Regions from separate parts of the Homo sapiens genome. Here region 1 is linked to region 2. Evidence: chromatin contacts called from ENCODE Hi-C or POLR2A ChIA-PET data. All regions are on one chromosome and are shown on one strand. Each heading gives the region's core, a stretch centred on a gene start or an enhancer-like site at or near the end of the contact. The rest is flanking DNA. Distances are from core to core; before and after follow the strand shown.

Region 1 (7,094 bases), core at 979-3,478, 6.9 Mb before region 2:
CACTACTGTGCATGTGTGCCTGTGTGTGGTTATAAAGGAGACATCTAGATAAATGGACATAACTTAGTTACCCAAACCATCTCCATGGCCTATTAATTCAACATCACAAATACCCCGTTTCATCCGAAGTTCTGAGTTCTGTATAAAGAACTCAATGTTAAAGAGTAAATGCATGTTCAGGCTTGAGGCCACAGGCTGTTCAAGAATCAGGGACGCCTAGTCTGTCACTAGCCAACCGTTTGACCTTGAGCAAGTCACTTCACCTTCCTAGGCTTGGGGCACACATCTGTGATGTCTAAACCCCCCAAAATTAGCTCAGGAAGTAAACTTTTTTCTTTTTCTTTTAAGGCAGGAGAGACAAAGAATGAGCTTTAAAGTGCATGTTTACAGAAATGATCAAGGGTTTGACGGTGTGGTAAAAGCACAGGCCACTAACCCAGACTCCATCAGGGGAATGGAGAGGCCCTGTACTCCGCTCTTTGATGCCACCTGACCTGGACCAGCCCTCCACGCTGCATGCTTTTAAAAGCGAGGCGAGTTGTGCATTTCCACTTGTGCCTGTTCTCCCCACCAGGTCCAAGCCTTTCAATTACCTCCTTTAAAACTCCCTTAGAGTCCCCAAGGAGTGCAGCCTCCCTCTGCTCCCGACACTCTGTCTACACCCAGAAGCCTCAGGGCCTTCAAAGACCTACTCAGTGTCTGCACTGTGCTAAACCCTGGAGACAACGAAGTGGATTCTCTCCCATTTGTATTCTCATGACATGGTCACTTTCACCCCATGAACTCCGAGGTTATTCTGTGTAAATTTTTCTCAACTAGACTTTGGCTCATTTGGGGTCCAGGGCCCAGTCTCCTGCACGGGTAATAGCTAGGGGTAATCAAGTCTTCGCTACAGAAATGTAGGACAGCGGCGTTGTGACGATATTCCCACCACGCTCCGCGCCGCTCTCCAGCCCCAAGACCCCTCGTTTCCTTCAGGGACCGCCCTTTGGTGCTTCCGCGACGCTGGAAACCGGCAGAGATTCCTACCACCGTATTGCCTGCAGCCTCCAGTCCTTTTTCGGGTTTCTTGTACCCTGAGGCCCTGGTGGGTCTGCCTATCCTCCTTCAGGGCTCGTCCCTTCAAAAAAAATCTGCACGCCTCTCCCCACCATCGGATGACAACTCCAGTTGCCATCGGTGCATCCTGTGTTTACGGAAAGTGGCCCAAGAAAGCCCTCAAAAGTATACCTTAAAGGCCATCTTAGGGCAGTGAAGACACACCCTTTCTGGCACCAGCCCGCCCAGCCGGCTTCGCACTTAGAAGCAGCCAGTTTTTTCTTTGGGGGAGGGCGGCCGCCTCTGCGCGGAGCAAGCTAAGCCCCAGCGTCCCCAGGAGAAGGAGCCCCGAACCCGGAGGCTGCCCCCGCCGGAACCGGGGCCGCGGCGGGAACGGAGGCCCGGGAGGAGGCCCCGGCGGAGCGCCCCAGGGGAAGGGGAGGAGCGCGCCTTTCCTCAGGGCACGGAGGGCGGAGGGAAAAGGAAGGAGAAGGAGGTGACGGCGGTCGCAGGGAGGGGAGCCAGGCTCAGGGATGCCGGCTCAGTCCCGGGGCCGCCCCCGCTGCTGCAAGCCCCCTCCTCCCGGCCCCGAGGCTTCCCAAGCACCGCCTCTCGGAGCCCCCGGCCCGCTCGGCCTCCGGGGCGCGCAGCCCCCGCCCAGGGTCCGCCCACCCCCCTAAGCAATGCCGCGCTCCAGCCCCTCGGCGCTCCCTTCCCCCGCCCCCCGTTACTGCGCTCCCTCCATTTCCAAACTGCGTCGTCTTTTAAGCCGCGCGGCTCTGCCAGCCCACTCCACGCGGCGCCGCTTCCTCCTCCGCCGCCTCCCGCTGGCCGCGGTCGCCCTCCCGACTTCCTCCTCTTCCCCTCGAGGGCTCCCCGAGCCCCCTCCCCGGGCGCGCCGGACACTCACCCCCTTCCCCATGGTGGCGGTGCTCAGTGCCCGGCGCCGGGTCCTGTCGCTGGAGAATCAGAGAGAAAAGCACAGAGCAGCTCCCGGCCGAGCGAGCGGGACCAGGGGAGCCAAGTGGAGGGAGCTAGGGCTGCCGCGGGGCGGGAGGGTGGGAGGGCGGCCGGCGGCTCGGGCCGATGCCGCCGCCGCTGTTGCTGCCGCCGCCCGGGCTGCTACCGCTGTTGCCACGTGTCCGCCTCCTCCCGCCGCTGCTCTGCGCCCCAGACCCCGCCGCAGCTCCAGCCCGCGCCTCCTCCTCACTTCCTAAAATATGCAACCTGCGTGCTGGCCCCGCCCACGCCGCGAAACGTCACCGTTACCGGAGCAACCTGACACCGGCCGTGGGCCTGGCTCCGCCCCCTCCCGAAACCCCGCCCACGGGCCCGGACAGCGCCTGCTGCGGCCAGTCCTGGCTCCCGGCAGGAGGGCGCCCAGGTCTGGGACAAGCGTGTCCACCGTGTCCCGGGAGGGCTGCGGGGCGCTCCTGCTGGCTGAACAGCGGGGACTCGGCGGCCTTGGCCCTCCCACGCCCCTCCTCCCGCTGCCCTGCATGACCCGCCTACTATGTAGGGCCCAGGAGGTCCGCAGTGGGTGCGGTACGGTCTCGGAACTGGGCTCCCCCAGTCGCCGCCGACCCGGCACCAGAAGTCGTGGGCGGAACGGCTTTTCCAGCGCTTCGGCGATCTCCTCTGGGACTCAGGGATGCTGGAGGGGGCTGGCGCTCGGGTGTGATTGCAGCCAGCGCCTGACTGAGGGACTCCGCCCCTCTGTGGAATCCAGGCCCCGCGCCCACCTGCGGATGGCCTCCCCGGGCGCTTGGTGCTCTCAGAGTGCCTCCTGTGACTTGGGGTCCTCTTTATCCACTTCCCGCTCCGTCATAGCTGGAATCGATCTGAACTGGCATCGCCAGAAGTTTCAAGCGCCCTCCTCCCACCACCTCTCTTTCTTCGAGATTCCAAAATGAGAATCTGAAGGGCGACCAGCGAATTCATTCACGCTATTGTGTGAATGTAACCTGCTTGTCCAGTTTGGGGATTCTCTTTTTAGGGAAGAAAAACCTGAAACCCAAAGGAATGCGTATCCTTAGCTAGAGGAGCTAAATCAAGGGGGAGGCGTTTGAGGACTTGCCAGGTGCCTCTCCACGCCTCCACCTGTCACGGCAGCATCTCCAGCACAGCCTTGGGTTCTCTGGGGGGGCCCAGGAAACCACCACTCTCCCCGGAGATCCCTGGTTCCACTGCACTTTGGGGCTTCTCTGTCATTATAGCTTTTGCTTCTTAGCAAGAGGCTGCAATGGCTGAAGTTCTCCAACATTTTAAAAAACAAAGTATTATTAACAAGGTTTGCAGGAAGTCAAGTACTCTGGGAAAGGCCAGGATATTGACTTTCTAAGCAAAGGTTCCTAAGTTAAAGCCAACTCTATCAACTTCAAGTATTCATGTAGCATGAACAAACAAGGATATGAAACTGGAAAAAATGGAGAAGGAAGGAAAGAAAGGAAAAACTAGAAACTGTGTTGTCAGTTACATCATTAGGGTAATTCTCATCCCTTCTTACAAGATAGTTTCTTACACGAGTCTCTTCTCCTCAAGAATGTATTGTTAAAGGTTGATGTCTCCTACAGTGATCTAGAGACTTGGTTCAATCATTCTAGGCCATAGAGAGCAGAGGAATTGTAAATAGAATTCAAAACCCTGACTGCCTGGAGAAGAGCCCCCAAATTCAGAACAGAATTCCTTAGACTGTTAACAGAGGGTTACAGAGTGTTCGGGGATCCATCTCTAAGCTTCTAGAAAATGCTTTCTTTACATGCTTGATAGCCTCAGTTACTGTACTTTGTAAGATGCTTTTGCTTGCTAAAGATAGCTTGTTTAAGATTAATTACTCCTGGGCCAGGCACTGTGGCTCACGCCTGTAATCCCAGCACTTTGGGAGGCCGAAGCGGGCGGATCATGAGGTCAGGAGATCAAGACCATCCTGGCCAACCTGGTGAAACCCCGTCTCCACTAAAAATACAAAAAAAAACTAGCTGGGCGTAGTGGCACATGCCTGTAATCCCAGCTACTCGGGAGACTGAGGCGGGAGATTCGCTTGAACCACAGAATCGGAGGTTGCAGTGAGCTGAGATGGCGCCACTGCACTCCAGCCTGGTGACAGAGTGAGGATCCATCTCAAAAAAATAAATAAATAAAAATAAAAACAAAGATTAATTACTCCTTGGGCCCTGGTCTGAATGGGAAAAGTGCCGCGGCAACAACTAAATATATAAAGCACGGGTCGGAACAACGTAGATTTCTCCTGCCAGCTGATCTCCTTTTTCTCCCCTCATAAGTAAAATTCTCATTCATTCACTCAACAAAATAACCCTGATAGATCAAGGCACTTCCCTTTGTATCTAGAGCTATTTATTTGGCAACTGAAAATTGCTGAAGGTCCTTTCAGGAGGATCCCAGAGTTCTAGCTGTGTTCCGGTGTGAAGAAAGGGCAAAAAATATAAGAAACATTATCTTAAATCTGTATTTTGCTTTTGATGCCACACAGTAATTTCAGATGCACAGTGCCCTTGAATTCTCACAAGTCTTTGAGGTAAAGAAAAAGGTAAGGCATGACCAAGTCTGAGGCGCAGAAGGAAATCTCAGATATGAGAGAGACACCTTGGAAAATGGGTAAGCAAAGGAGGAAAAGTCCTTTTTTTTTTTTTTTTTTAAGAAAAAGCCTTCTTTTCTTCCCTTGGAAGAGTGGCTTCTGAATGAAATGAAACCTTATAGATGAAACATCAAGCTCCCTCATTTTATGATGAAGAAACTGAGGCCCAGGGAGTAATTGGTATTGAATATTCCAAGAATAGTGGCAAGACTTTCAGGTAGCTTTTCTAACTCCAGTGCAGGGGACAAATTTGGATTCTAGAAGAGAGGGTGAAGAAAGCAAAGGCTCTCTATTCTGTCTGCTGCTTATCCTATCAACTCTTTTCAAGCTTCTAACTTGGGGCACAGTTAAACTGATTGGCCTGGAGACTCAGCATTTATAGACCTTAAGGCTGCCAAGTATGGATAGCTTCGAGGAGAATTTGATCACAACTGTGGATGGTTGCTCCAGTCATTGTGAATAGAGTCAGCAGATGTATGAAAAATATGATGCAAGTCAGTTTTTTGAGCCAAGAACGCTAGCACTTTGAGTATTTGCTGAATTGAATAAACACATCATTGCAATTAAAGGCTTTAAAATATGAGTTGGAGCCCACACCAACTTAGCATTTTCCATAGGACACAAAAATTTTGGGGATCTATGAGCTAGAGATCTGGAAGGACAGAATTTTCTTTGGCTTTGTGTGCTCCCGAGTTAGCATGGAAACAGTCATAAGCATGCATCTTTATCCTTTACCTATTTCCCACATTATCCAGAATTTTCCACGTTACCCAGAAAGCCACTCTTGCTGCTTTAAAGTCAACTGTCTTCATCATTCAAAGTTCCCCCTAGCCATTATCTGTGCCTCCATTGCAAATCTCTGTGCCTCCATTGCAAATCTATTTCCTTTTCTTCTGTTCAGCAGCAGACATATCACCTGTCTTTAAAAGCACAGTTCTGGGTGCATTGCTGACTATCAAAATCTGTCAGCAAATAATTCTGACTCCTATAACTTTTCCTCCCAGACTCTCCATTCTTACCTTTTTTTTGGTTTGTTTTTTTTGAGATGGAGTCTTACTCTTTTGTCCAGGCTGAAGTGCGGTGGTGTAATCTCGGCTCGCTACAACCTCTGCCTCTCGGGTTCAAGGAATTCTTGTACCTCAGCCTCCTGAGTAGCTTGGATTACAGGCACGCACCACCGTGCCAGGCTAATTTTTGTATTTTTAGTAGAGACAGGGTTTCACTATGTTGGCCAGGCTGTTCTCGAATTCCTGACATCAAGTGATCTGCCTGCCTCAGCCTCCCAAAGTGCTGGGATTACAGGTGTGAGCCACCACGCCGAGCCATTTCTTTCTTTCTTTTTTTTTTTCTTTGTTTTGAGACGGAGTCTCGCTCTATCGCCCCAGAATGGAGCGCAGCCGAGCCATTTCTTTCTTTCTTTTTTTTTTTCTTTGTTTTGAGACGGAGTCTCGCTCTATCGCCCCAGAATGGAGTGCAGTGGCGCGATCTCGGCTCACTGCAAACTCCGCCTCCTGGTTCAAGCGATTCTCCTGCCTCAGCTTCCTTAGTAGCTGGGACTACAGGCGCCTGCCACCACACCTGGCTAATTTTTTGTATTTTTAGTAGAGACTGGGTTTCACCGTGTTAGCCAGGATGGTCTCGATCTGCTGACCTCGTGACCTGCCCGCCTCTGCCTCCCAAAGTGCTGGGATTGCAGGTGTGAGCCACCGCGCCCGGCCCCCGAGCCATTTCTTAATCCTTTTGAAAGCTCCTTAGTATTCTTTTAAACATATTTTCTCCTGTTAGTGGTGGTTGAAGACTTCAGGTTGTGCCTCTGGGAAACTGGGAAATTTGAAAGAGTCTGCATTTACTTGGTAACTATTGTAGGTTATCACCAACCACAACAGAATCAAGTCCTTGGTGTTTTACTCAGCATCCTTTTAACCCAGCTGCCCTTTAAATAATTTGCTGTTATTAATAGCGGTCTTCGTAAATAAAGCAGTAATAAAGGATTCTTTAGTTGTTTCCTGTGTGTTTTATACCAGATCCTGAGCCAGGATTCTGCCTTCTCCTTTAGCACTCTCTGCCAATACAGTTCTACTCCCCTTACCCTAGTTCACAACACTATGTGATGTTACAATATCCTACATTTAAAAACTCACCAATTGTTTTCTGCAAATCAACAACTACCGAGGCATTGCAACAAAAAAAAAAAAAAAAAAAAAAGAAAATCAAATGGTAACAAAGAAGGGATCTGGACTGAAAAATATTCCACTGCCAGAGTCCCATCTTCATCCAACCAGCAGAGACACAGCTTCAGGCAGCCTTACAGCTCAGAAAGGGCAAGCCCAAAGCTGGGAAGAGGTGGCGGGAGGTAACTGGCATCTAACCCTTCCTGCTCTCCAGGGGGCACAACCACAAGCACTAAGGAAATAAGTGCCATCATCGTGGTGGATAGATTTGCTATTCTTGGCCTTAAACT
Region 2 (6,492 bases), core at 1,940-4,439:
GACAGAGTCTCTGTCACCCAGGCTGGAGCACAGTGGCATGATCTCAGCTCACGGCAACTTCCACCTCCCAGGTTCAAGTGATTCTCATGCCTCAGCTACCCGAGTAGCTGGGATTACAGGCATGTACCACCACGCCCAGCTAATTTTTGTATTTTTAGTAGAGATGGAGTTTTGCCATGTTGGCCAGGCTGGTCTCGAACTCCTGCTTCATGTGATTTGCCTGCCTCAGCCTCCCAAAGGGCTGGAATTACAGGGGTGAGCCACCGCACCCAGCCAAAATGATTACTTTTAAAAGGATATGGATTAGCTGAAAAAAGAGACTGATTAAAGAACATATCGTGTGGTGACCCTTCCAAATTGTAGACACCCACTCTTGAAACTGGTATCCATCATAAGGGGCCTTTTTCTTTCTATCTGTCTCTCTCCCACGCCTTGGACACAGCAGAAAGAGGAAAGGGAGGCCGGGCATGGTGGCTTACACCTGTAATTCCAGCACTTTGGGAGGCCGAGGCAGGCAGATTACCTGAGGTCAGGAGTTCGAGACCAGCCTGGCCAACATGGTGAAACCCTGTCATTACTAAAAATATAAAAATTAGCTGGGCATGGTAGCAGGCATCCGTAATCCCAGCTACTTGGGAGGCTGAGGCAGGAGAACCACTTGAACCCAGGAGGCGGAGGTTGCAGTGAGCCAAGATCATGCCACGGCACTGCAGCCTGGGTGACAACAGCGAAACTCTGTCTAAAAAATAAAAATAAAGAGGAAAGGGAGAGGAGAGAGCCTGGAACAACACTGGGGTGAAAAGAAAATATGCAACATGCAGATGAGGGGTGGGGTGAGAGGAGCATATGTTTCTCAGGAATATTTGTACAAAATAAAATGATGACATTTCTTTAATAATTATTGAAATGGGTGATGGGTATATGGGAGTTCATTGTACTATTCACTTTTGTGTATGTTTGAAAATTCTCAAAATTAAAAAATAGATGTAACTTCAGAGATGATGTGTGTGATAGCCAGCCTCCAAGATGGTCCCAATGATCCTCTCTTCCTGGTATTTGTGCCCTTGTGTAGTTCTTCCATATTGAATCAGGAATTGCATATGTGACCAAAGTGGAGGTGATATCCATCACTTCAAAGAGCCAGATCACTGTGACTTCTGTCTTGCTGTCTCTTGCATCTCTTGCTCTGAGGGAAGTCAGCTACCGTGTTGTGAGGAAACTCAAGCTGTCTTGTGGAGAGACCTTTATGGATAAGAATAGAGGTTTCCTGCCAACAGCCAGCCACATGAATTTAAGTGAGCCTCTATGGCCCCAGTGAAGCCTTCTAATGACTGTAGCTCCATCTAACGCATAACTGCATGAGAAACTGCCAAGCCAGAACTGTCCACCAGACTGCTCTTGAATCTGACCAACAGACACTGTGAAAGGCAATAAATGTATATTGCTGTAGGAAGTCACTAAGTTTTGGGGTAATGTGATTATGCAGCAATAGATAACTGATGCAATGTGATTTCAAGATTCTTCACACCTTGTCCTCCAAAAAGATTACCCTCCTCATCTTTTCAATGATGCCTGAAATGAACAGAACAGAACATCTTTCTCTTTTTTCTTTCTTTCTTTCTTTCTTTCTTTCTTTCTTTCTTTCTTTCTTTCTTTCTTTTTTTTTTTTTTTTTTGAGACAGGATCTTGCTCTGTCACCCAGGCTGGAATGCAGTGACACAAACATGGCTCACTGCAGCCTTGACCTCCAGGGCTCAAGTGATCCTCCGACCTCAGCCTCTCAAGTAGTGGGCACCACAGGTGCGTGCCACCATGCCTTTTTTTTTTTTAAGAGACAGAGTCTCACCATGTTGCCCAGGCTGCTCTCGAACTCCTGGGTTCAAGCAATCCTCCTGCCGCAGCCTCCCAAAGTGCTGGGATTACAGGTGTGAGCCACTGCACCTTGCAGAAAGACCTTTTCACACTATGCATAAGATTAACACGCTAATACTCCTTGAAGAGATAATATATTCACTAAAATTCATGGTAAAACATGTGACAGATATAAATTCTTTTTAAAACTCTTAGCAAGCTAATCTACTGAGACATTAATTTCAGTCTTGATCTTGCTGTTATAAGAGACTGGAACAAATAAAAAGGTAATTTCTTATGGTCCACCATCTCAAGAACAGCTAACATCTTGAATGATAAGGTCTAGGCTCTTCCTGCATCTCTCTCTTTCCTCACCCCCAAACCCAAACAACATACACTAGTAACAGCTTCTTGTTGTTTCAGGGGCCACCCTAAAGAAGAAACCCCTCCACCTCCACCACTGGCCTTCATCTTGAGGATTAGGTAACAGAGAAACTATGTTGCAATTGCTCCATAAGGGGAGTGGGGAGCTGGCACTGGTTTAGGAAGAAGGCAAGTGGCCAGACCTAAGGGCTGAATGACTTCCTCCGGGCTGGGAAGGGTTTCGGAGTTTCCAGGAATGGAAATTGTCCCTGGCTTGTATGCAGTCCGTGTGTGTGTGTGTGTGTGTGTGTGTGTGTGTGTGTGTGTGTGTAGCAGGTGGAGTGGGGAGAGGTGCATGAGGTGTCTGTAAAGGGGTGTTCTGGGGCCTGGGCTCACCAAACACCCCCTTTCCCCTCACTCCTGCGCAGCTGGCTTGCAGGCTAAGGAGCTGTGCCCTTCAGTGGTACCTCAAGGGTCATGAACTAGTAGCATCAAGACGGGGGTGGGGTGGGGGGAACCCCTCCCCCAATTTTTGAGACCCCACAGCCACAGAGAGAAGGGAGGGGGAACCTCAGAATGTGACTAATGAATTTCCCGCCAACATTGGCAGGCGGGAGCTGAGCCAGATTTCTTCAATTTGCGAAATTAAAAGACATGTGACGCCTCTTGCCCGAGTAGGTGCAGCGAATTCACTTTAGTTAGACTTTTCCTGAGAGCCGGTCTGTGTAGCGAGAAGGGTGCTGGGAGATGGGGGAATGGGGGATGGAGGAAGTTATAGCGGAGCCTAAGGGGCCAGTGCCGCTCTTCCTGCCAATTTTCGTCTTTAGCTCAGCGTCCGGAGCTCGCTGGTTGAGGGAACGACCCCGCGCGCGTCCGCCCGGCCGGCTCCGACACAAACACACGCACGTGCGCCCCGCCCCCGCCGCGCGCACGCGCCCCGAGGCTCCGGCGGCGGCGACGGGCGCGCGCGCGGTGCTCGCTGCCCCCACGCCGCTCCCTCCGCTGGGATCGCTGCGCCTCCGGCTCCCCGCACCGATCCGCGCCAGGCCTGCGGACCTGGAGGCAGCGACCGCGGTCGGTGGGCTCCGGCGGGCTCAGCGGTCGAGGCGGTGGCAGGGTGAGCGGAGCGGGGCCCCGCAAGTCCCCGGGAGGCGACGGTGCCGGGCGCGGGCCCCTGCGTAAGGTGGGCGCAGTGACAGGCCGGCCGGTGAGGCGCCGCCGGGAGAGGCCGCGACGGAGCTCCCAGACCGGCCATGGGCTGAGACACGTCCTCGCCGAGCAGGTGCAGTGACCGGAGGCCCCGGGGGGAGCCCGCCCCTACAGGCCCCGGGGACCCTCAACCCCGACCGGACGCGTCCTACCCAGCCCGGTGCCCTGTTGACCTTCCCTCAGCTCCTCCCAAAAGGCACACCGACCCCACCTCCAAACCCTGCCCGTGCCATCCCTGTGACTCCCAGCAGTCCCTGCCATCCTGTGCATACCTGCAGCCTGCACCCCTGTGACCCCAGCCCAGTAGGCCCTCGGGCCACCTCCTCTTCGGCCGATATTTACAGCCCACTGCCTGCACAGTGCCTGGAAACTACCCAGCATCTCTCTCTCCTAGCCCAAAGGGGGTGGAGGTAAGGGTGGGAGGGGAAGTGGGAGAGGGTGTCCTTCCCTCTGGAGTCCTTGGTGACCACAAACCCATCCTCTTTCTCTCAAGTGACCCTTCCGTACCCCACCAGAACATGCCCGGGTGACCTCCTCCCAGATCTTCCTTGTGGCCTTCCTCGCCCACTCCAGTGACACTATGCACCCCCACCGTGACCCGAGAGGCCTCTGGCTCCTGCTGCCGTCCTTGTCCCTGCTGCTTTTTGAGGTGGCCAGAGCTGGCCGAGCCGTGGTTAGCTGTCCTGCCGCCTGCTTGTGCGCCAGCAACATCCTCAGCTGCTCCAAGCAGCAGCTGCCCAATGTGCCCCATTCCTTGCCCAGTTACACAGCACTACTGGACCTCAGTCACAACAACCTGAGCCGCCTGCGGGCCGAGTGGACCCCCACGCGCCTGACCCAACTGCACTCCCTGCTGCTGAGCCACAACCACCTGAACTTCATCTCCTCTGAGGCCTTTTCCCCGGTACCCAACCTGCGCTACCTGGACCTCTCCTCCAACCAGCTGCGTACACTGGATGAGTTCCTGTTCAGTGACCTGCAAGTACTGGAGGTGCTGCTGCTCTACAATAACCACATCATGGCGGTGGACCGGTGCGCCTTCGATGACATGGCCCAGCTGCAGAAACTCTACTTGAGCCAGAACCAGATCTCTCGCTTCCCTCTGGAACTGGTCAAGGAAGGAGCCAAGCTACCCAAACTAACGCTCCTGGATCTCTCTTCTAACAAGCTGAAGAACTTGCCATTGCCTGACCTGCAGAAGCTGCCGGCCTGGATCAAGAATGGGCTGTACCTACATAACAACCCCCTGAACTGCGACTGTGAGCTCTACCAGCTGTTTTCACACTGGCAGTATCGGCAGCTGAGCTCCGTGATGGACTTTCAAGAGGATCTGTACTGCATGAACTCCAAGAAGCTGCACAATGTCTTCAACCTGAGTTTCCTCAACTGTGGCGAGTACAAGGAGCGTGCCTGGGAGGCCCACCTGGGTGACACCTTGATCATCAAGTGTGACACCAAGCAGCAAGGGATGACCAAGGTGTGGGTGACACCAAGTAATGAACGGGTGCTAGATGAGGTGACCAATGGCACAGTGAGTGTGTCTAAGGATGGCAGTCTTCTTTTCCAGCAGGTGCAGGTCGAGGACGGTGGTGTGTATACCTGCTATGCCATGGGAGAGACTTTCAATGAGACACTGTCTGTGGAATTGAAAGTGCACAATTTCACCTTGCACGGACACCATGACACCCTCAACACAGCCTATACCACCCTAGTGGGCTGTATCCTTAGTGTGGTCCTGGTCCTCATATACCTATACCTCACCCCTTGCCGCTGCTGGTGCCGGGGTGTAGAGAAGCCTTCCAGCCATCAAGGAGACAGCCTCAGCTCTTCCATGCTTAGTACCACACCCAACCATGATCCTATGGCTGGTGGGGACAAAGATGATGGTTTTGACCGGCGGGTGGCTTTCCTGGAACCTGCTGGACCTGGGCAGGGTCAAAACGGCAAGCTCAAGCCAGGCAACACCCTGCCAGTGCCTGAGGCCACAGGCAAGGGCCAACGGAGGATGTCGGATCCAGAATCAGTCAGCTCGGTCTTCTCTGATACGCCCATTGTGGTGTGAGCAGGATGGGTTGGTGGGGAGATTCTGCCCCAGGAGAGGTAATGCACCCCTGAAGGATATGAGGGGATGGAAGAGAGGGCTGGCTGCCCAAGGGAATGGATTCCTCCTGACCTCAAGGGAATTGGTCCCAGGTACAACAGAGAGCAAGACCCCAAACAGGGCGTGGCTGCCACGATTTTCAAATGGGGGTATATTAATCCTCAGGCAAATGCTACACCCGTACCCAAAGCCCTGCCAATTCTCAGTGTGGTAGAGGAAGAGAAGCATGTCTGAGTTGGATGGGAATGAGGAAGGAGTGAGGGGAAGAACAGATTCCCTAAACTTTCATGAGGTCATCCCTAGCTCCTTAAGAGAAAAACATTTAGAAAAAAAAATTTTTTCTATCTCTGCCCACCCACACCTGTGATGTTGTGTGTGTTGGGGGAGCTTCCACAGGAGCCACACTGGGGAAAAGCTGTAGTATCTTCTTTGTTTAGCAAGTCAAACTTCACAGCTGGGGAAGTTGAAAACCTTTGGAAAATGAGTCAGGAAAAGGCTGAGACCTCAATCGGTAACAATTCCCCAAAGCTGTTGTAAGACTTTGCATTAAAGCCTTCCTTTTTCCTGATGTGCCCTGGGTGGATGGATCTTTGCAGGAGCCTGGCCTGCTGCCTTTTAGTTACAACAGCAATGTGGGATGTGGTATCTGTGCCTTGTCCTGGGACCAATGGCACAGAGGGTTATAGCATGAACTGAAGGGTCCATGTCACAGCATAGGTGCCAGCACGAAACTTGTAGATGGGGGGTGAATTCCAGATAGGCTAATTCCCTGGTTGGTGAAACCCTTGGTTAGTATTTGATTCCCAGCATCTGTGTGTCAGGCCAGAGTGGGGGCTGCTGAAGGCAGAGCTTTTATGGATGCCTGCCACAGACGTGGTACATGGGCCCACTTCACGATAGAAGGATGAAGGTAAATCAGCCTCTATTATGTAGCATCCAGCTGGACCTAGCTGATTCTCAATGTATGC

What was found. A loop is a pair of places that touch in the nucleus more often than their neighbours do. ChIA-PET counts read pairs that join two places held with the same protein, here RNA polymerase II (POLR2A). Pooled maps may share reads with other maps.
Region 1: a pooled map shows a loop between it and region 2 (3-fold over the local background). The contact joins the promoter of ATP1A1 here to the promoter of AMIGO1 in region 2. A Hi-C loop is called at or near these places in 1 of 50 pooled maps. POLR2A ChIA-PET finds 5 or more read pairs at or near these places in 2 of 52 experiments (GM10248 and OCI-LY7).

The regions. Positions count from the first base shown.
Region 1 is chr1:116,368,378-116,375,471 of GRCh38, reverse strand. It overlaps ATP1A1 (ATPase Na+/K+ transporting subunit alpha 1), which reads right to left and starts at 2,228. Exons shown (of 23, transcript NM_000701.8): 1 at 1,949-2,228. The coding sequence starts at 1,960. RefSeq lists an enhancer at 852-971 and silencers at 1,342-1,641, 2,072-2,601.
Region 2 is chr1:109,506,424-109,512,915 of GRCh38, reverse strand. AMIGO1 (adhesion molecule with Ig like domain 1) reads left to right here and starts at 3,189. Exons shown (of 2, transcript NM_020703.4): 1 at 3,189-3,496; 2 at 3,917-6,492. The coding sequence starts at 4,004. The coding sequence ends at 5,485. LOC105378893 (a long non-coding RNA gene) reads left to right here. Exons shown (of 3, transcript XR_001738179.2): 3 at 2,275-2,314. RefSeq lists silencers at 3,186-3,305, 3,366-3,515, 3,526-3,585.